Regions from separate parts of the Homo sapiens genome. Here region 2 is linked to region 1. Evidence: read pairs that join two places in POLR2A ChIA-PET (ENCODE). Cell type or tissue: CD4-positive, alpha-beta T cell. All regions are shown on one strand. Links, peaks and the distances in the headings refer to the core of each region. The heading gives the core; the rest is flanking DNA. Region 1 overlaps KCNJ8-AS1 (KCNJ8 antisense RNA 1). Region 2 holds the start of CMAS (cytidine monophosphate N-acetylneuraminic acid synthetase).

The links. Peaks named below come from ENCODE experiments on the same cell type or tissue, not always from the same donor. Only the 100,000 strongest peaks of a DNase experiment are listed, where the experiment ranks them.
Region 2: POLR2A ChIA-PET joins it to region 1 with 11 read pairs; 1 of 35 experiments calls an interaction of 5 or more read pairs at or near these places.

What each region holds. Positions count from the first base shown.
Region 1 is chr12:21,672,246-21,682,646 of GRCh38, reverse strand. All of the region lies in intron 1 of KCNJ8-AS1 (KCNJ8 antisense RNA 1), which reads right to left. Among named protein-coding and RNA genes, the nearest start is that of KCNJ8-AS1, 15 kb to the right of the region's middle. In CD4-positive, alpha-beta T cell, for the core only: no CTCF peak of the experiment used is centred there; DNase peaks (open chromatin) are centred at 4,826 and 5,686; H3K4me3 peaks cover 1,536 bases; H3K27ac peaks cover 2,410 bases.
Region 2 is chr12:22,039,488-22,049,888 of GRCh38, reverse strand. It overlaps CMAS (cytidine monophosphate N-acetylneuraminic acid synthetase), which reads right to left and starts at 3,671. Exons shown (of 8, transcript NM_018686.6): 1 at 3,326-3,671. The coding sequence starts at 3,585. RefSeq lists enhancers at 973-1,578, 2,539-3,244, 3,560-3,854 and silencers at 3,547-3,774, 3,418-3,787. In CD4-positive, alpha-beta T cell, for the core only: no CTCF peak of the experiment used is centred there; DNase peaks (open chromatin) are centred at 3,278 and 3,668; H3K4me3 peaks cover 1,545 bases; H3K27ac peaks cover 638 bases.

The DNA.
Region 1 (10,401 bases), core at 3,776-6,275:
AAGATAGGTAACTCAAGATTGGCTTCAGCTGTTTTGTCTAGGCTGAAGGGCAATTTATATTATGAAAAAAAAATGACAGTATCAAAGAATAAGTTCAGTTGTCTGCTTTATTCCATAAATATAAATTAAGCCATTAAAAGTAAGTTAGCTCCTAGAAAATGAGCAGCTTTTTGTCTGTGAAAACTGGTATCAAAATTAAAGAAACAGGAAAAAACAGCCCCACTTAACAAAAAAAGATACAATATCCAAGAACCATTAAATGCTCAGATTATGAGTAGATACTTTTCATCCAGAATTGATGACCAAGCATGGGTCAGGCTAGTCAAATACTCCTGAGGTTCCCAGAACATATCTGGGAGCAGAATATCCCAGGTAAGTGTGAAAGCAATGTGCCAACAAAGACTTTCGTTCCTCAAATGCCCCAGCACTTTAATGTTGAATTGTGATTTTTTTCTACTCTCAGCTTTGGCCTTGTTTTTGTGCCTGTACCTGCTTCAGACAGATCTTCACAAATAGTGCCTTTGGTCAGTTAACCATAGGTGGTATGAGGTCTAGATTGCGCAAAACTAACAAGAACTTGAAGACAACTATCTTATAAAACTGAAATCAAAGGGCTTAAAGGACATTCAGTTTGTTGATAAAGTAGATATCACCTTGTAGAAACTCAAAAGGCCATATATAAGGAACATGAATAAACATTTTTATTTATTTATTATTTTTGTTTTTTGAGATAAAGTCTCACTTACTCTGTCACCCAGGCTGGAGTACAGTGGCTCAACTCACTACAACCTCCGCCTCCCCAATTCAAGCGATTCTCCTGTCTCAGCCTCCCAGGTAGCTGGGATTACAGGCACCCGCCACCACACCTGGCTAATTTTTTTTTTTTTTTTTTGAGACGGGGTTTCACTCTGTCGTCCGGACTGGAGTGCAGTGGTATGATCTCGGCTCACTGAAACCTCTGCCTCCCAGGTTCAAGCAATTCTCCTGCCTCAGGCCTCCCAAGTAGCAGGGACTAAAGACGTATGCCACTATGCCCAGCTAATTTTTGTATTTTTAGTAGAGAAGGGGTTTCACCATGGTGGCCAGGTTGATCTTAAACCCCTGACTTCAAGTGATTTGCCCACCTTGGCCTCCCAAAGTGCTGGGATTTAGGTGTGAACCACCGACCATGCCTGGCCTGATTTGTTTGTTTTTTGTCATTGAGATTGGGAGGAGGGATAGGAGTTGGTGTTTAAAGATATCACCTAATCATTTCCTTGCATACACAGGAAACATAAAACACAATTTTCCCTCATGTTGGAAGTTGAGTGCTCTCAGGGCATAGAGTGAAGGAAAGTCCTCATTTTGCCCTAAGCAAATGTTTCCTGGGTATGTGGCTCCAAGGGAAGATGCCAATGCTAAGTTCTCTAAGAGTACTAGCAAAATGCTTCTTGCACATCATAACTGCTTCATAGCTATCTCTTCAGTACTTTTTCCCTGGTGATCCCTAACCAAGGCTCCCACAATGGGAGCATCAGAGCTTGCACATTGGCCTTGCAGAAGCTATACCACCACCACCACCACACAAAAGACTTGGATTAAGATCCCAAATGCCTCCCCCAATAAGAGCCGTTTCAAATCTCCAAACTATTGTCTTTATTATCATAGTTTCCATAAACAACCGTAATTAAATGCATACTAGGTACTAGTGTTTTACATTTAGTAACGCTAATCTTCAGAATTTTCCAGTTTATAAAAGAGTTAACTGAGGCTTAGAAGGTTTAAGCAATTTACCTAAAACTACAAAGTTAGCAAGTAGTGGAGTCTTGGTTGAACTATATGTCTCAGTCTTAAACTTATCTTCTTAGTAACTCGACGTCTAATGAGAAGATAAGCAAAACAACAATTTTAAGCTTATGAAAATCAATAAAAAATCATAAATTAACAGAAAAATACAAATTTTCAGCACTGCTGCTACATTTTCCAGTTCCCTTTGTCTCTAGCTGTGAATGATTTCACGGAAAGAATAGAGATGAATACGTTCGGACTGAAATAGAAAATGTTGGAAGCACTCATTTAACATTGTGCACAGTATTTCTAGAGAACTTCCAGCAGGTGGCAGTATTTAAGAACATTACTGGTAGTCACAACTTTGGCAGCTATTGCTGCAAAGAGAGATTGGGTGTCAAAAGTCTTTTTTTTTTTTTTTTTGAGACGGAGTCTCGCTCTGTGGCCCAGGCGGGAGTGCAGTGGCGCAATCTCAGCTCACTGCAAGCTCCGCCTCCCGGGTTCACGCCATTCTCCTGCCTCAGCCTCCCGACTAGCTAGGACTACAGGCGCCCACCATCACGCCCGGCTAATTTTTTTGTATTTTTTTTAGTAGAGACGGGGTTTCACCGTGTTAGCCAGGATGGTCTCGATCTCCTGACCTCGTGATCCGCCCGCCTCGCCTCCCAAAGTGCTGGGATTACAAGCGTGAGCCACCGCGCCCGGCCCAAACAAAAGTCTTTAAACTTCGGCCCAAACTTGAATTTCCAGTTATTTTATTCATTGTCCTTGGAAAGTTTCAAGAGCTAAAACATTACCTTTTTCTTATAATTGTTTAATTTGAGGTTCACTTTAACTTGCAGATATGGAACAGTGGTTTCAATAAATTACAGTAAATTTAGTTAATCTTACTTTGGAAATTGTGTAAGGTCTTTGATGTTGTTCCAAATATCAGTTCCTTCCCTGGAATTTTGTGGCCTAAGCCTCAGAGCAGTATTCAAATGGCTGTTATTTTGTATTGTTTCTTAAATATCTAGAAAATATGTGAAATACAGGGTCAGGCTCTGTTGACAATGCACAGGAATCGTTCAAAAGGCTTACATTATATGCTTGGCCTAGAAACAAACAGAACAGTTTGCCACATTTTCCTAACAGTTAAAACCTCTTGCAAACTATTCCACATTCAGCATTTCTCTCTGCTCTGCAACACTCATCCCTCAGTCCTGTTTAGCAAACCATATACCTTCTGTGATCATCACTGTTGTTCCCACTTCCATCCATTACACTCATTCTCCCATTTAAAAAAATTTCTTGCTTTACTCTTTTTCAATCCATGTACACACCTTGCTTCAAAATACTTTTTACGAAACATTCCCTAGGCATCATTCCTTGACTGCTTCTGTGTTCTTCTTTTGCAACTGTGTATTTTCTTGGAATGTATAAAATCAATTTTCCCATAATGTACATGTTGTATATGTTTATCTTGCAATTTTCAGTTGAACATGTGTCATAAGTATAGGTAAGCAAGAAGGAAGATTTTACCAAAGAAGAGAAAGTTGTCAGTTCATTAAGACAAAGTCCATTATGTTTTCTTTTCTGTATGGTATCTCTCAGAATTAAACTCATCCATTGTATTATTTTCTTCCTGTCAGTTTCATTGCCAGAGTCATAATAAACTTGAAATGCTCTGACATAATTAACTAGCTGGGGAAAGGAAGAACATAACTGTCAGTTAATTTAGGAAATGACTATGCTTATCATTGCTCAGATAATGTGTTTGTGTCTCACACACATTCTCATTTCCCTTTCCTTGTAGGTACATCGTGACAGGCAGAAAAAATCAATCTTCTGTTAGAAATAGTTCTGTAACTTATTTTTCAAACAAACTAAAAGGACTTTAAAAAAACAGCATTGAAAGAAACTAAGTGTGGTTTAGGAAGAAAGGAAATACATTTCTAACCCAATTTATGCAGTATAGTTTTCCCCCAAGATTACCTACTTACTTTCAAATACATGCTAACAGGCTGTGTTTATACAGCCCACACATAGATGAGGAAAGCTTACACAGTAAACTCCCCAGCTTCTGGGAGGACTTTGTGGCTCAGTAAAAATGACAGAAGGATTCCATGGAATGATATAGCTCTATATCCTAAACACCTTTAATCCAAGGGTTTATATGAATTTGTACAATAGCTACTAGGTATAAAAATAGTGTAGTCTATGCGTCCTGGAATAATCAACCAATATGAAGCCACCAGAAATGTATTCAGCTGGTAAATGTATTACCCTTCAGATGGGTAAAGTGTTTCTCATGCATTGGCAGTGGAATGCTCAATGTTTGGGAATGGCTGGAATAAATAAGAGGTTTTTTTAATCCTTCCAGAGTTATCTGTATTTTAAAAGTTTATAACTAATGAAGTGTCCATGTCTTGAGTTTGTGTGCACACGCACATGTGTGTGTGTGAGAGAGAGAAAGAAAGCAAGAAAGAGAGAGAGGGAAAGAGAAAGAAAGAAAGAGAGAGAGAGAGATCCTTTTTGGGAAACCACTGATGAGGCTATCTGGACTCTCACCCTGGGAAAATGTCCACATGCATATACGCACAATTTTATATAAAATTCAGAGGTTTTATGGGTTTACTCAAAGGTTAGAAAGACTTACATCAATTGACATGACTTTAGGCAGTGCAAAAGTTAAACTAAAACTCTTCAGGAAATAAAAATATTAGGCACATAAGACATTCCCTGGTTTAAACACATAACACACACACCCACCACACACACACAGCCAGAGTTCTTGAATTCAGTTAGGAAGATGACGCATCTAAAGTCATCATTAGCTACCTCACACAAGCTCTGACAACTCCAAATTGCTCCTCTCCCTAGTTTACAGTTCGGCATTCCAGATCTCAGTGTTTTTGCTCCTGCTCACCTCCTCTCTCTCCTAATTCAGCTCCACCTTAAGAGCACAGACCCTGTCTTTCAGAAAGCCTCACCTGGCTGCCTAAACCCTTTCTGTTCACAGCAAGGCCAGATGCCCCAGATATCGCCTGCACAATAACACATCATTTCATGTTGAAACCGGAAAAGTTCCCTTGTCCCCCATGCAGGGCATGAGATGGGGGTGTGGCTCACTTTTTCAGGTGCTCTTTTATTTTAGCCATCTGTAGGCAGCCTGCGTTAGCTCAATTAGACTCCCTGCCTTATCTCAAGGACAGAAGGCTTTCTGTACCCTGGGGTTTCTTGCCTTGGTGTACCCGAAGAATTGGATCTCACGTGGGCTTGGAGAATGAATGCAAGGTTTTATTGAGTGGAAGTAGCTCTCAGCAGATGGGGGAGCCAGAAGGGAGACAGAGTAGGAAGATGGTTTTCCTGTTGGAGTCAGGTCACTCAGCAGCCGGGCTCTCCTCTGACCACCCCGTCCAAACCCCACGTTGTTCCACCTGTCGATGGCCTGCTGGTGCCTGTCGATGTGCTCTCGACGTCCAGCTGCTTGTGTGTTCCTCCGCCAGTGTGCTCCTCTTGACGTCCAGCTGCTTGTGTCTCTGCCTGGTAGGGTCTCAGGGGGTTTTATAGGCACAGGATGGGGACGTGGCCGGCCAGGGTGGTCTTGGGAAATGCAACATTTGGGCAGGAAAACATAAATGCCTGTCCTCACCTAGGTCTGTGGGCGCAGGCCTGGGGATGGAACCCTAGCCGGGAACGGAACCCTAGCCGGGGACCATAGCCCTCCTCTACCTAGCACTTCCCTGCTGGCCTTCCGTATCAATAGGGCCTCTAAACTGTGAGCGATTTGAGTACAGGAACTCTGAGTTATTTAATTCTGTGTCCTCAGATCTTAACTCAGTGCCTGGCACTGAGAAATGTTTTTGAATGAATAACAGTGCACATATGCGTGTGATACATGCACTCAGTATTTAAATTCAGGTGGCTTAAAGTTCACAACCCTTGACTTTGTGTTCAAGAGAACTTGAAACAATACCACAGCCTTTGAACAAGCTTGTTTAAAAGGAGCAAGTACTCATGAATAAATTATCTTCTGTCTCACTTTCAGCAAAGTATACTTTGAAAGGAAATGGGCCAGTTCCCTTATAGGTGAGTTCTCAAGTGGTCAGTTTTTGGTATGTGAATTTTTATGATAAATATTTCCCTTTCCTTTTCATTACACTATTATCGTTGTATAAAGAAGTGTACCTGTCTGTGGCATAAAATTTAAAAGATATCAAAAGATAAACAACACAAAGTAACCTTTCTTCCTCCCCAGAAGCAACCATTTGTAGTATTCATTAACCTTTCACACAGAGTCTAGGCATATTAAAAAATAAATGACATCTTTTGTTACATTTTAAGACATACATTCAGAGAAATATTTCTCAATATTTGACAGCTGCCATAAGGAAGAAATAGCATGTAGAGGTGCTTCTTCAGAGACAGGCTGAGTCTAAGGTGCCTGTAAGGATTCCAGGCAAATGTATCCAGAAGATAGCTAAAATAGAGGTCTGAGACTCAGGAGAAAAGGTCAGGTGGTAGCCATCAAGGGTAACAAACTGTTGATGCCACTGGAATGGTGTAATAGCTCAAGCACCATAGACTGTGGGTGAGATGCTGGCATCACACTAAATCCTAGGAACCACCAATATTTAGGACAGATGCAAGAAGAGCTAATAACCAAACCCAGGAAGTCTAAGTTAGGGTCACCCTAACGGCAGATTTAATAGCAGTAGATTTTCAAAATCAAAGGAAGAGAAAATTTTACACTCTACTCTTTAAATTACACTGATATGCACTAAAAAGGCCAGTATTGTGAATACTGAAAAGAGAAAGTATCAGTAGTTCAGTGAGATGAAAAAAAAAAGTATCCATCAAATACCTATTGACGATTACTGTGTGCTAGGAATGTGGGAATATAATAGGGAATGGTACTGTCCTTTTACAGGTTCGAATTTCTGTGAAATTGTAAGTCTGCAGGCATGCCCTAAGATGATCTTTCTTCCACATGGCTGGTGGAACATTCAAAGTGGAGAGATCAGTCTCAGGTTGCCCTGATGTGAATCATCCACTTACACTTAGGAAGATTTTGAAAGCCTTGTAAACATGTATTTTCTAACCTGTTCAAACTTGGGTCTAGGAAGAGAGGTCAGGAATGCATCAAGGTAAACATGCAAAACATATCAAAGAATAGGAGGAAGAGAAGGAGGAGGGGGAGAAGGAGCATTGCCAACGGGTCTGAGGCTTCCATGTTCTCATATCATCTTCATTCATTGGTCTGTTTAACAAAAAAGGAAGCCATTGTAAAGATATAGAAAAACCGAAACATTTTTCCTACTCTCTACTGTCCACAACACAATCCACATGGAACACTTCTGTGACCTCTGGTCTGGTCTCCAAAATGTGTGAGGATTTCTCTTAACCAGCAATGAAGCAATTCTGACACCAGGTATGTGTAGATTTTCCCCACGCCACAAGCAAACAAGCAACTCTGCAGCAGAAACCAGCTGAGTGTCCTTTAATTCTATTCAATTCTGAGACTATTTGCCTAGAGATAGCATCAGATCCCACAGAATGAGGGCTCAGTCCCACAAGACTGCCCTCCCACTTCCGATGCCAACCAAAAGCCCCAGGTTATTTTACCCGTGCTTCTGAGCAACTGGCTATAAATCAGGATTCCCACGCTCCCTCCTCAGGTTTGATTAATTCGTTAGAGCAGCTCACAGAACTCAGGTTTATTTACCAGTTTGTTATTAAGGATATTACAAAGGATATGGATGAAGAGATACATAAAACAAGCCATGTGGGAAGGAGAGTGGAGCTTCTATGTCCTCCACAGTCATGCCACCCTCCAAGAACCTGGAAAGTCTCAGAACCCAGTCCTTTTTTGTTTTTATGGAGCCTTCATTACAGAGTCATGACTGATGAAACCATTGGTGATCAACTAAACCTTCAGCCCCTGTCCCCTCCCTGGAGGTGGCAGGGTGTGGGGAGAAGGCTGAAAAATTCCAGCCCTCTAATCCTGCCTTGGTCCTGAAACTACCTAGGACCACCAGCCACCAATCAACTCATTAGCAAACAAAAGGACACATCACTTTGGAGATTCCATGGATTTTAGGGGTTGTATACCAGGAAACAGGGAAGAAGACCAAATACACACTTCACAATATCACAACCATTAAATTATTTCCTATAATATGTCTTGAACTCTTTCACACACTGAAGATACAGAGATGACAGATGAGCCTCTAGAAGTTTGCAGTGTACAAGTAAATTAGCAGACTATACCTGCTGATATTGAGAGGTGACAGCGCACTGGCAGCCCTCACAGCCCTCACTCGCTCTTGGTGCCTCCTCGGCCTTGGCGCGCCCACCCTGGCCTCGCTTGAGGAGCCCTTCAGCCCACCACTGCACTGTGGGAGCCCCTTTCTGGCCTGGCCAAGGCTGGAGCCGGCTCCCTCACCTTGCAGGGAGGTGTGGAGCGAGAGGCGCGAGCAGAACTGGGGCTGCGCAGAGTGCTTGCGGGCCAACGCGAGTTCCGGGTGGGCATGGATTGGGCTGGCCTGCACTCCGAGCGGCTGGCCGGCCGTGCCGGCCCCGGGCAGTGAGGGACTTAGCACCCGGGCCAGCGGCTGCGGAGGGTGTGCTGGGTCCCCCAGCAGTGCCGGCCCACTGGCGCTGCGCTCGGTTTCTCCCCGGGCCTTAGCTGCCTCCCCAAGGGGCAGGGGCAGGGGCAGGGCTTAGGACCTGCAGCCCGCCATGCCTGAGCCGCCTCCCCCACCCCCACCCCCACCCCCACCCCCACCCCCCAGCTCTGTGGGCTCCTGTGCAGCCCGAGCCTCCCCGATGAGCACCGCCCCCTGCTCCACTGCGCCCAGTCCCATCGACCACCCAAGGGCTGAGGCGTGCGGGCACACGGGGCGGGACTGGCAGGCAGTTCCACCTGCTGCCCAGGTGCGGGATCCACTGGGTGAAGCCAGCTGGGCTCCTCAGTCTGGTGGGGACTTGGAGAACCTTTATGTCTAGCTAGGGGATTGTAAATACACCAATCGGCACTCTGTATCTAGCTCAAGGTTTGTAAACACACCAATCAGCACCCTGTGTCTAGCTCAGGGTTTGTGAATGCACCAATCCACACTCTCTATCTAGCTACTCTGGTGGGGACTTGGAGAACCTTTGTGTGGACACTCTGTATCTAGCTAATCTAGTGGGGACTTGGAGAACTTTGGGTCTAGCTCACCGATTGTAAACGCACCAATCAGCACCATGTCAAAACAGACCACTGGGCTCTCTGTAAAATGGACCAATCAGCAGGATGTGGGTGGGGCCAGATAAGAGAATAAAAGCAGGCTGCCCAAGCCAGCAGTGGCAATCCGCTCTGGTCCCCTTCCACACTGTGGAAGCTTTGTTCTTTCGCTCTTTGCAATAAATCTTGCTGCTGCTCGGTCTTTGGGTCCACATTGCCTTCATGAGCTGTAACACTCACTGCGAAGGTCCGCAGCTTCACTCCTGAGCCATCGAGACCACAAACCCACCAGAAGGAAGAAACTCTGAACACATCCAAACATCAGAAGGAACAAACTCTGGACACGCCACCTTTAAGAACTGTAACACTCACCGTGAGGGTTCGCGGCTTCATTCTTAAAGTCAGTCAGACCAAGAACCCACCAATTCCGGACACAGTATGAGTAGGTATAGTGTGTCCCACCGCTCCCAGGGGCCCCTTTTACATGCACAAGTGCACAGGCCATGGCCCAGACAGATATATGTAGAGGCAATAAAGGTCACCCTTCCCCGTTTTGGGGTAAAGAAATGATACAGGGAATTTTACACTAGGAACTATTAGTCCTTTCTTGGTTGCAGTTATAGGGCATATCCTGCCACTTTATCTAATCTGAGCTCTACAACAATCCATTGCTATGTGTAGAGATGAGGAAGGTTAAGAAAGATGGCACCATCTATTCACTGTGACATAGCTAATCATGGGAAAGCCTGAATTTGACTCCAGACACTCTAACAGAGAACATATACTTGTGATCATCACCCTTGCTGCTTCCTATAGTTGCCTATCACCTTGACCAAAGCATTTGGGATTAAACAATATGATTCTTATTTATGGGGTGGAGTGAAGGCAGTGAGGGTAGAGAGCCAAAGATAAGGTTTGAGACTCTTTAGAAACTTAGAACAGTTTTCCACAAAATGTGTACTTTGGAAACCTGTATCAGAATCACTTGGATATTTATTAAACACACAGTCTCTTGAACTCCACCCCATACCCACTGATTCAGAATCTTTATAGGGTATTTAAGAAATATTAGTTTGAACTGTGATACAATAGTATTTAAAATTCCACTACTATAATTACAAAATATTGAATGTAGTACAGTTTAAAGGAAAATTCAGAATTTCTGAAAATGCTTCTAAATATGCAAGACCATGCAGTCAGGCTGCATCTTCACCATCTAAAGCACCTATTTTATATAGGGAATTGAGAATTATTCACAAGGCTTGATTATGTAAAAAGGCTCTGGGGCCACCATAGAAACAATTCTGGGCTTGCCAATGTAAACAACTAGAAAACTGAACAAGACGGGAGAAACAGGTTTTTAGACATTATAAAATAGGCACAAGAATGTGATCCTTGAAAACTAGGAAAGAAGATGATCACTA
Region 2 (10,401 bases), core at 2,580-5,079, 370 kb before region 1:
CTGTTGCCCAGGCTAGAGTGCAGTGGTCCAGTCTCGGCTCACTGCAACCTCCACCTCCCGGGTTCAGGTGATTCCCCTGCCTCAGCCTCCTGAGTAGCTGGGATTACAGGCATGCACCACCACAACTGGCTAATTTTTGTATTTTTGGTAGAGATGGGGTTTCGCCATGTTGGCCAGGCTGGTCTTCAACTCCTGGCCTCCGCCTGCCTTCGGCCTCCTAAAGTGCTGGGATTACAAGTGTGAGCCCAGCCAATTTTATTTCTTCTAATCGCCACCATTGATATAGTGACAGATACCACAGGTGGCTTGAAGAAGTATAAAACATTATCCCTGTGGTCAATGAGTTTACACTCTAGTCTAGAAGTATTAAATAAAACTACTTGGTACAGAAAAGGTTGATACTAGAGTCTTTTTTTAAAAGAAGTTTTGTACAAATGCTAAAATGTGGAAATGGGAAAATCATTGGTCAATATATATACATATTTTCCAATCATTTCATAGCAAAATCCCCAATGCCTGCTGTAATGGTTGGTTGTTGGGTTCTGACCAACAGAATCTATTCCCCCTCACTTTTGGTAATTGTACTCCAATTTTCCTCTTGATGAACCTGTCATGTTTTTCAGCGGGGGCTCCATCGCTGGTTTCAAGAGTGGAAGATGAAGCTATACTGTAGCAATACAAGCACTATGTTCCTCTTGCCATAGTGACTGGTTGAAGAATGAGCAGGGTACCCAATGAGGCACAATGAAACTTCGAGCTTCGAGGAGAGCACTCCTTCTGACTTACATTTAAACCTGTAAGAATATGAGGACTGCTATCAAAGACACACAAAATCGGTGACTAAAGTGTTAAGGACAGATTGTATTCTGTTACTACTGCAACAGGGAAAAGAGTCCAATGTGAATTGCATTCACAGCCCCAGAAAACGAAAGGCTGGAGACTTTAAAGGCTGAGTTGTGCTAAGGGAAAGGCACTGAGGGGTGCTAACAGGGCTTAGTCCGTGTGACTAGGCCATATGGATTTGTTAACTAGCGCTTATCTGGAAGAGAAACAATCTTCTATCCTTATGAGACAAGGCAACTGAGCAAGTTGAAGCAAGGTGTCCACTGAACTTTGCCCTTTATCTTCCCAGAGGGACTAGGAAGGAGAGTAAGAGTTATTTCCTAGAATGTTCGCATTTCACTGAGACAGGGTTCTGGGGCTCCCAGGTCCTTGAGGAAACAGTTTTGTGTGGTAGATTTACATCTCAAAAGGCAGGGAAAGTTTTTATAATTGCAAGCTTTCTAAACTAATTGCTCTAAAAGAGGGTTCAGGGGCCTCTCACCAGGTTTTTCCTGGAACAATCAGGAAATTCTGGCAGCTTTGAGCCTCTTCAGGAAGCCATTTTAAGGGAACCTGAGATCATCCTAGGGACATGGCCTTAAGCTGCTAGAAGCCATGCTAGGGCTTGGTCAAGTCTCTTGGAGCAGAGGTTTGGAGCAAGTCATTAGGTACCCTGAGAGTTCTGCAGTTCTCAGTACAACCACCTTGAAACCATAAAGGGTCTATCCAGAGCTAAGAAATTGAGGATTCTGGCAACAAAGTGCACCATCCTCTTATCCTGCTTTACTTTTTCTTAAAAATATTTATCATAACGTGATACAACACACATTAATGTTCTTGTATACTGCATGTCTTTCCTTATTATAACGTAAGCTCTATGAGACTAAGGGCTGTCTCTACTGCTACTACACGTGGTTCGGTACATACAACAGTGCCTGTTACATAGTAGGTAGGCAGTAAGTATGCTGAATGAATGAATCATTTTTTTGTCCTTGAATCTGACTGTACCTTAATAAGCCTTTCCCTCTTTTGTTATGCCAGTTTGAACAGGGTTTCCTGATATATACAACCTAAGAGTTGTAAATGGTATTAACAGTTTTGTTCTCCATTTACTGTGAATATGATTTTGATCTCTAGTTCATTTCACAAAAATGATATTTCACTATATTACTGCAGTCTGGATGCACCTACTTCTCTCAGTCCTTTTTAGTTTGTACCCTTTCTAAGAATGTAAAAATATCCCAAAGTTTGTGAGCTTCACAAGGACAAAAACTGTGTCCCAATCATCTTGGTATTCCCTTGGACATGTATAGCAGAAATTAGGGCTCAGTAAATAGCTACTGAATTGAACAAAATCCCCAGGTCCTTCCCTATCTCTCCTTCGCACACTTCCTATTGCACTAGTGTTATCTTCTGAGTGGTGGCTCCTATTTGCCTTGGTCCATCCAGGACTTCTTTTGGGTTGAAACATTAAGAAAATTAGTATATTTATACTTTTTTGGCATCTCCCGTTTTTGAACAAGACTGGTTAAATGAAAATCATTTACCCATATATTAATATGGGTAAGCAAATATAGGTTCAAAAAGAAAAAGAGATGACTTCAAAAACAGTCATCTCTTTAAAAATCGAAACATCAAAAGGTTAACATAAATTAATTTCCACAATAACAACACATTCAAATGTAGTTAGGTTGAAGCTATATGTGTAAATTCATTCTTGGCACAGAATTCGATCTCCCTTCTTTTATGAATAACATCAGCTTGTAACTCCTGACCAATTTGGCAATGTATCTAAATTACGCATAATTAAAACTGTCCATAGGGCAGGCGAGGTTCCAAAGGTATGATTAAATGATTTGTAAGTATTAATATATCATAAAACAGTCAGTTGTACACCTTCCCACTGAGTCTCACGTATTTATAAATGTAGGGAGTTTTCTAGATTGTGCTGACTCACAGGAAGATAGCTGGAGTATTTTTCAAAGGTTAGGAAAAGATCTCCAAGCTGAGCTTGAAATTCAGCTCTGACACCCCGACACTCAACTCCATTCATGAACCTGATGCCTCCCTAATCGAGCAGCACCAAGCAGTTATCAGAGGCTGAGCAACAGGGGAGCTTCGATGGCCCCCATCCAAAGAAGTTCACATATTATCACAGATGTTGCACCGGGGTGGCCTCCTTTACTTTTCCCCGTAAGGTCAACCCGGGAGGAGGGGACGGTTGGGGAGGTGTAATCTCCCCTTTTACGGATGATTCTCAAGGGCGGAGACAGGAACTGTCCCAGGTTATGACCATTGGCAGCTACGGAACAAGGAAGGAGCTGGAGCCCTTCCTCCTGGGCTCTCAGCCCGGCCCCAGGCACCCCGGATCTTGCACATCCCTGGCATGAGAGATGGCCCCCTTCCAAGAGCGGTGGCCCCGGAGGCCCCAGCCCCTCCAGCAGCCCGACTCCCTCTCCCGACCCCCGCCCAGGCCGCGCCGCCCACTCTCGCACATGCGCACCTCTGGAAGGCCCCTGAATCCAGGGCCGCACGCAGGACCCAGCCAATGAGCGGGACCCCCGCCAGGTGCTTAATGTTCTTCAGGGGGATGCCTTTGCTGCCTCCCCGGGCCAGAATTAGGGCTGCCAGGTGCGGGGGCTTCTCCACACCTCGGCCCTGGCCGCCGCGAGAGTTGCGCTGCAGCTTCGGCGGCCGGCCCCGGGACGGTCGCCCCCGCGGGTTGGAGACGGAGGTGGCGGCCCCCTTCTCCACCGAGTCCATCTTCCTCCCACGCCTTCTCCCCAGCTTCTCCACATCCGGGAGCTAGTCCCTCACCACCTCAGCTCGGCGCCGCCCGATCCCCGCCTGGCAGCTGGCGCGCGCGGCCGTCCCTCGCCCCGCCCCCTCCCCCGCCCCTCGCGGTGCTCGCTGGGAATTGTAGTCCGCGGCCGCCTCGTCTGGGGCCAGTAGGCCAAGTAGGCTCTGATGAGGTGACCCCAAAACTAAGTCAAGCAGTGGGAGTCCAGAGATATTTGGAGGAAGTGCGGCTTTTGGGGTGCTTGCAAGTGTCTGTAAATTTCTAAAATTAAAAAAGAAAAAAAGTATTTATAATTGCTGAAGAACTTCCCCACTTTAGAATTGTGGTGGGTTTCCCGTTGCATACCTTGATGCACCCTGACACGAATCCATTTTATATTTTAAAATGTACATTTTAAACATACACCTTTTTTTAATGCCCCTGGGTCATTTTTTCCAAGAAATTACTGACCAGCTCATTCAAATATCCTACAGGCGCCTTAAACTCAACGTTTTAAAAACTCCATTTTTCATATGCTCTCCGCACTTTGATCGACATCAGCATTCCCTAGCAGCAGAAATTTGGAAGTCAGCTTTACTGGTCACCTCTAGTGTGGCCGACACTTGGTTTTTTGGTTTTGTTTTGTTGTCTGCTAAAAATCTTTTCCTTTTAGGAATTGATCCCTCTCTCATCCGGTGAGGGTTTCCCTCACATTCTCTGCACTGTGTGTGACCCAAGCTGGTCCATCTACGCACCCCATTTTCCTTAACACACCTGTGGTCTAGGGACAGGCATATGACCAAGCAGAGCCCACTGGAGTCCTTTCCAGAGAGTCTTGGAAAGAAAGGATCTTTCTCGTGCTGACTGGGTGCTAAGGACCTTGTTAACCTGAAGCCTCAGGGCAAGGGTAGGGTAGGGCGGCAGGGGGGCTTTGCTGTTCTGAAATGGGCTGGAAGACTGATGTTCTCCCTGAGGAAGCAGAACAATGACATGTAGGGATTAAAGAGAAAGAATTCTGGAGGCATCATTTAAACTCTTTTTTTTTTTTGAGACAGATTCTCACTGTGTCCCCCAGAAGGCTGGAGTGCAGTGGCACAATCTCGGCTCGCTGCAACCCTCTGCCACCCATTCTCAAGCGTCCTGAGTAGCTGGGATTACAGAGGGGCACCACCACACCCAGATAATTTTTGTATTTTTAGTTGAGTTGGGGGTTTCACCAGGTTGGCCAGGCTGGTCTTGAACTCCTGACCTCAAGTGATCTGCCCGCCTCAGCCTCTCAAAGTGCTGGGATTATAGGCATGAGCCGCCACGCCTGAGCATTTAAACCCTGATCCAGCCAAGAGGCTCAAAGACATACACCCACACACACCTCTCTTAGGAAAAAAAAAAAAAGAGACTTTAAAGCAGGCATCTCTGACCTAGCATGCATTTTGTCTTTCAGCATGTTTGCAAGCCTATATTTGGAAGTAGAGTCTTTTACATTTCTGAGATGGAGGCTGATACAAACAGAAAGAATGGATTGTAGTGTGTCGGCTTGCCTTCTCCCAGAGGGCAAAAGGATTTTGTACTTCTCAGGTCTTGGCCATTTTTGAGGGGAGAGAAGAAGTCTTTGATGTTTTGGGTCCTATGAGAGGTACTGGATACTTTACATCTCTTAGTCTGTGAATTAACTGAGGGCCCAGCCCTTCCTGGGACTGGTGCTGGAAGAAGGTGCTTCGTGCAGACACAGATAAGGGAGGCTGTGAGCAGACATCAATGCCATGCTTGGGAAAGGGGCAGGCTCTATGAGCCATTCCAGCACTGAAGGGCAAGGGGACAACTTGCCCCCATACACTGGCTCTTTGAGTAGGGCCTTTGCAGTTGCTGTGCCTCAGAGACACCAGCACTGAGCTTTTGGTAGTCATGTGAGGACCCCTACTACACCCCAATAACAATCTTGATTCCTATTAATGATTTAGTTGCCCTTCTCCACAGTAATTCCCTACAGGCCCATAAATCCTAGTGGACCACAGACACCTGAGTAGTTTTGACTCCTGGGGCATATTGGTGTCCTCTAAGCTGGGAACAGAGCAAGTGGCACCACTGTTACTTATCAAATGAGATTATAGCGATTTACATAAATACCAAGAGACTTTGAACTCTTCCAGGAGAGGGACTGTTCCTTCTTTGTAATCTTCTCATCCAGAACAATGCATGGGTCACAGTACTGCTCAGTAAACATTGGTGAACTGCCTCTCATATTACTTTTTCAGTCTCTGCCCACGCATGCTTTTTAAAATATAGTTGCAAACTTATGATAATAAAGCATTTTATATCCTTTGTATGGTTACAGCACAATTTTGATTAGACCTGACACTTAGCTACTCCCAATCTTGAGAGACGGAGACAAAGGAAGAGAGAGAGGTGGTGGTAGTAGAAGGGGAAGGTGATGCATCTAGTTCAGCATATGGCACACAGAAATTTGATGAATTTTAAAAAATGAAATTAGAGTTTACTCTTTTACAATATTTTTACTTAGTCCAAAGAGAGAATGATTGTTCCAGGAAGAGGAAGAGGATGGGTTATCCTGTCTTTTTCTTTGGATTAGTTTTGAGGAACAAAATAAACTACTCTCAAAGCAAATATTCGGTCATCTTTCCTTTAAAGATCAGTATGAAGTGTTGCTGCTGAAGAATAATTCATTCGTATTTATTGTGAAAGAATATATCCTTATATTATCTCTTGTTTTATGATTTTGTATGTAAACAAACTTTGTATACAGAGGAGTCCTTTGACTCACTCATTTGTTCACATTCACTGCATTCCAAAAGCCAGGCTCTGTGCTACACGTTAAAAATACCAAACCAAGAGGTGAAAGGCAGCGAACTTAGCATTATGACAGGGAGACAGGCACACCCCAGTAGAGTGTGATTTGTGCTGTGAAAAAGTGTACATGAGGTAGGCAAGCACAGAGGGAGGTATTTAGGCTAGAGTAAAACTTTTCTTTGCTGAGATGACTCTTGAAAGATTGTTAAAGTACAAAAAAGACCTCAGCTGAGGGAATGGCATTGTGCAAGGTGCAGAGGAATGAGACTACATGATGATTTAGGAAACTTGAAGTGAGTCACTATGACTGAAGCAGAATATACTGGTTGGTTAGTGGCGAAAGATGAAAATAGAGAGGAACGCGTGGGCCAGATTACAGCACATAAAGACCTTATGTGTTCAGCTTTGTTAAGGAAGTTACAGATAGAAGGGATATAACTTGATTCACGCCATTCTTTCAACAAATCGTTATTGCATGACAACTGTGTCAGGCACTTTTCTGGGCACTGAAAATACACTGAGGTGATGAAAAGTGCTCAAATTTTCCGGATATATCTTAAAAGTATAGCTAATAGGATTTTCTGACAGACTAGGTGAAATGCATGAGAGAAACAGGAAAATTGGTGTGATTCCAGGATCTTTGGCCTGACCATTAGTAGGAGGGAGTTGCTATTAACCGAGATGGAAAGGATAAGAAGGACTAAGGTTTGGAGACAAAATTATGAATTCTGTTTTATAAATGCCATGTGTGAAATATCTATTAGCTATCCAAAGGGAAATAAACAGTGGGCTATTGAATATGTTACCCTAGAGTTTATAGGAGGGGTCTAGGATATGAATATAGCTTGGGAGTCATCAGCATTTGGGTACTATTCTCAGCCATAGGACTAGATGAGAAAGAGAGGTGATGGCAGACAGAAAAGAGAAGAAACTAGATGAGATCAGCTAAGATTGAAAAGTTAACAGAAGAGAAAACAAGTCCGAAGACTGCGCCCTGGGGGTCTCCAACACTTAGAGGTTAACGAAATGAGAAGACATGGCAAAAGAGACTGAGACAGAATGCAAAACAGAAGCCAATAGGGTACCCTGAAATCTATGCGAATAAAAGTAATGGAAGGAGGGAAAAGTGATCAATTATATCAAATGCTGTGATTGTCACTGTGAAAGTTATCAATACCAAAATGAAGTTGCTTATGTCTAACCCTAAGATAATAGAGCCAGAAGGCCATGAGGGAGGGGCACTCATGCACTATGCTTCCACCAAAAAAATACCACAGGAAATTTTTTCAAAGTGCAGCTTGCTACATGAGTCATACAATGAGAGCTAGCAGCCACACAAGGACACAAAGCTAGCCACACAAGGACAGCTAGCTGCTTGCATAAGAACACTTGCCTGTCTCCACTAATAAACAGATGTCAATTTCTGCCATAAGACTCTGTAACCAATGTTTTCTGTTTCGAAACAACTTGTATGTACTTCTTTCTCTCTCTCTCTCTCTCTTTTTTTTTTTTTTTTTTTTTTTTTTTTTTTTTTTTTGAGACAGGGTCTTGCTCTGTCACCCAGGCTGGAGTGCAGTGGCACGATCTCGGCTCACTGCAACCTCCGCCTCCTGGGTTCAAGCAGTTCTCCTGCCTCAGCCTCTCGAGTAGCTGGGATTACAGATGCCCACCACTGCACCTGGCTAATTTTTGTATTTTTAGTAGAGACAGTGTTTCACCATGTTGGCCAGGCTGGTCTCGAACTCTTGACCTCGTGATCTGCCCACCTTGGCCTCCCAAAGTGCTGGGATTACAGGCCAGAGTCACCGTGCCTGGCCTTCTTTCTCTCTTTTGTCTTTAGAACCTTACCCTTACCACAATATTGGATGTGCCTATGAACCACCATAAGTTGCATATCCTGACTCGTAATTCTCTCCTAATACCAAGTAAGCTCTTTCTTTTGGCACCCATTTAATCCCTCAACTACTATCCCTTTTCTCTTTTTTCTTTACACCAAAAAAACTCTTTAGTTGTCTATAATCATGATTCCACATTCTCTCCTCACATTCCCTCCTCTCATTCCCTCCTTAATCCACTCTAATCAGGTTTTTTGGCCACCACAAAACCAGTGGACTTACTTTTCTTAAGAGCAACAGTGCGTCCACATTCCTAAACACAACAGCACATGACAATATATTCTCCCTCTTACATGGTGTCAACCTAAAAAGGAACAATCTATTGTCATGTGTTGTTGTATTTAGGAACGAGGACTCATTGTTGATCTTAAGAAAAGTAAGTCCACTGGTTTTGTGGTGGCCAAAAACCTGATTAGAATGGATTAAGGAGGGAATAAGAGGAGGGAATGAGAAGAGAGAATGTGGAGATCACGAGTATAGACAACTGAAGAGTTTTGGTTAAAAGAGGAAAGGGATAGTAGTTGAAGGATTAAATAGGTGTCAAAAGAGTTGTTTTTTTTTAAGAGGTGGGAAATGATACTATCTTTGTGTGTTGATAAAAGTAATCCAATAGAGAGGGGGAAAATTAATGATAACAGAGAAGAGAAGGAAGAACTGCTGAAGCAATTTCCTTGATTAGACCATAGGGGATGTAATCTAATTCTAGGTGGAAGGACTGGCTTTGGCTAGTAATAGAAAAGTTGAACTTTCTGGGCATGAAGCTATAGAACCGAGCCCTCAAACTGATTTAAGACCACCAAAACCAGAAAAAGTTCTGCCTAGCAGCCCTGGAAAAAGAATGCTTCCAGAACAATACCCTGCGATACGATGAATGAAAAATGCTCACTGCTTTGATAATATTAATGGAGAAAGGTCATTTTCTAGAGATACCTAAACATATTCAGTTTACCTTTATGGAGAACTTATATGGCATTCAGACTGCTCAGTGTTTACATGCATTATCTCATTTTATCCCTCAACAACTCTTAACCACTTAACTTCATCCCCAATTACAGATAAAAAAACCGAGCCTCATTTCGAGATGTTTAACTCCTATTCAAATCCCCACAGCTGGCAAGTGGTCAAGGGAAGATTTTTTTTTTTTTTTTTTTGAGACAGAGTTTCTCTCTTGTTGCCCAGGCTGAAGTGCAATGGCGTGGTCTCTGCTCAACGCAACCTCCGCCTCCTGGGTTCAAGCGATTCTCCTGCCTCAGCCTCCAGGTAGCTAGGATTACAGGCACTTGCCATCATACTCGGTTAATTTTTGTATTTTTAGTAGAGACGGGGTTTCATTTGAATGTAGTCTTAAGCCCTAGAAGCAGCATTCTAAGCCCTTATGCTATGAAAACCAGCTTGAATGATTTAGTAAAGTTGAATTTGATGGGGAGAGAAAAAAATAGAGGCATCTAGCATCTACCCAGACTCAGAATAGATATAATCTACTGAGAGATATCTTTATAGCATGTTCTCTTCTTTTAGATAGATGGGGCCCTTGGGCAAGATAGTAGATGAGATTTCAGGAGTGAGGCCAAGAAGAGAGTTGGTACTGTTAATATCAAATATCCTCCCAGGTTACTTCCTAGAAGGGTGCTGATGGAGAATTCCACTGTTCACCACACACTCACTAGAGAGGCATTAAGGCTGGAGTAGGGTAGGAAGGAATTGTTCCAATTGGAACCACCAAGGATGTAAAGACAAAAGTGTAACCCCTCATCAAAGGATGAAGAGGGTGGGTCATCTTACCAGATCTATGTCCCCAGATGTCTTGAGCAGAAGACAGCTACTAGCCCCAAGTCACACAGAAACATATCAACAGGGGCCAGCCCCATTGCTGAAGGAGCCCATGTTGGGGAAAAGGAGGCTCTAGACAAAGGTGAGTTATCTATAGGAAATGTCACAAAGTTGCCCCGTGTCCCTGCCTACTTGTGCTGCTGCTTGTCAACGTGGGAATGGGACTAGATAGCATTGCTCCTTTCAGATAAGTAGGAATCTGTGACCCTGGGAAGAAGCCAGAAATACCAGATTGTCCTAGTTAACACATTGTCCATTTCTCCAGCTGCC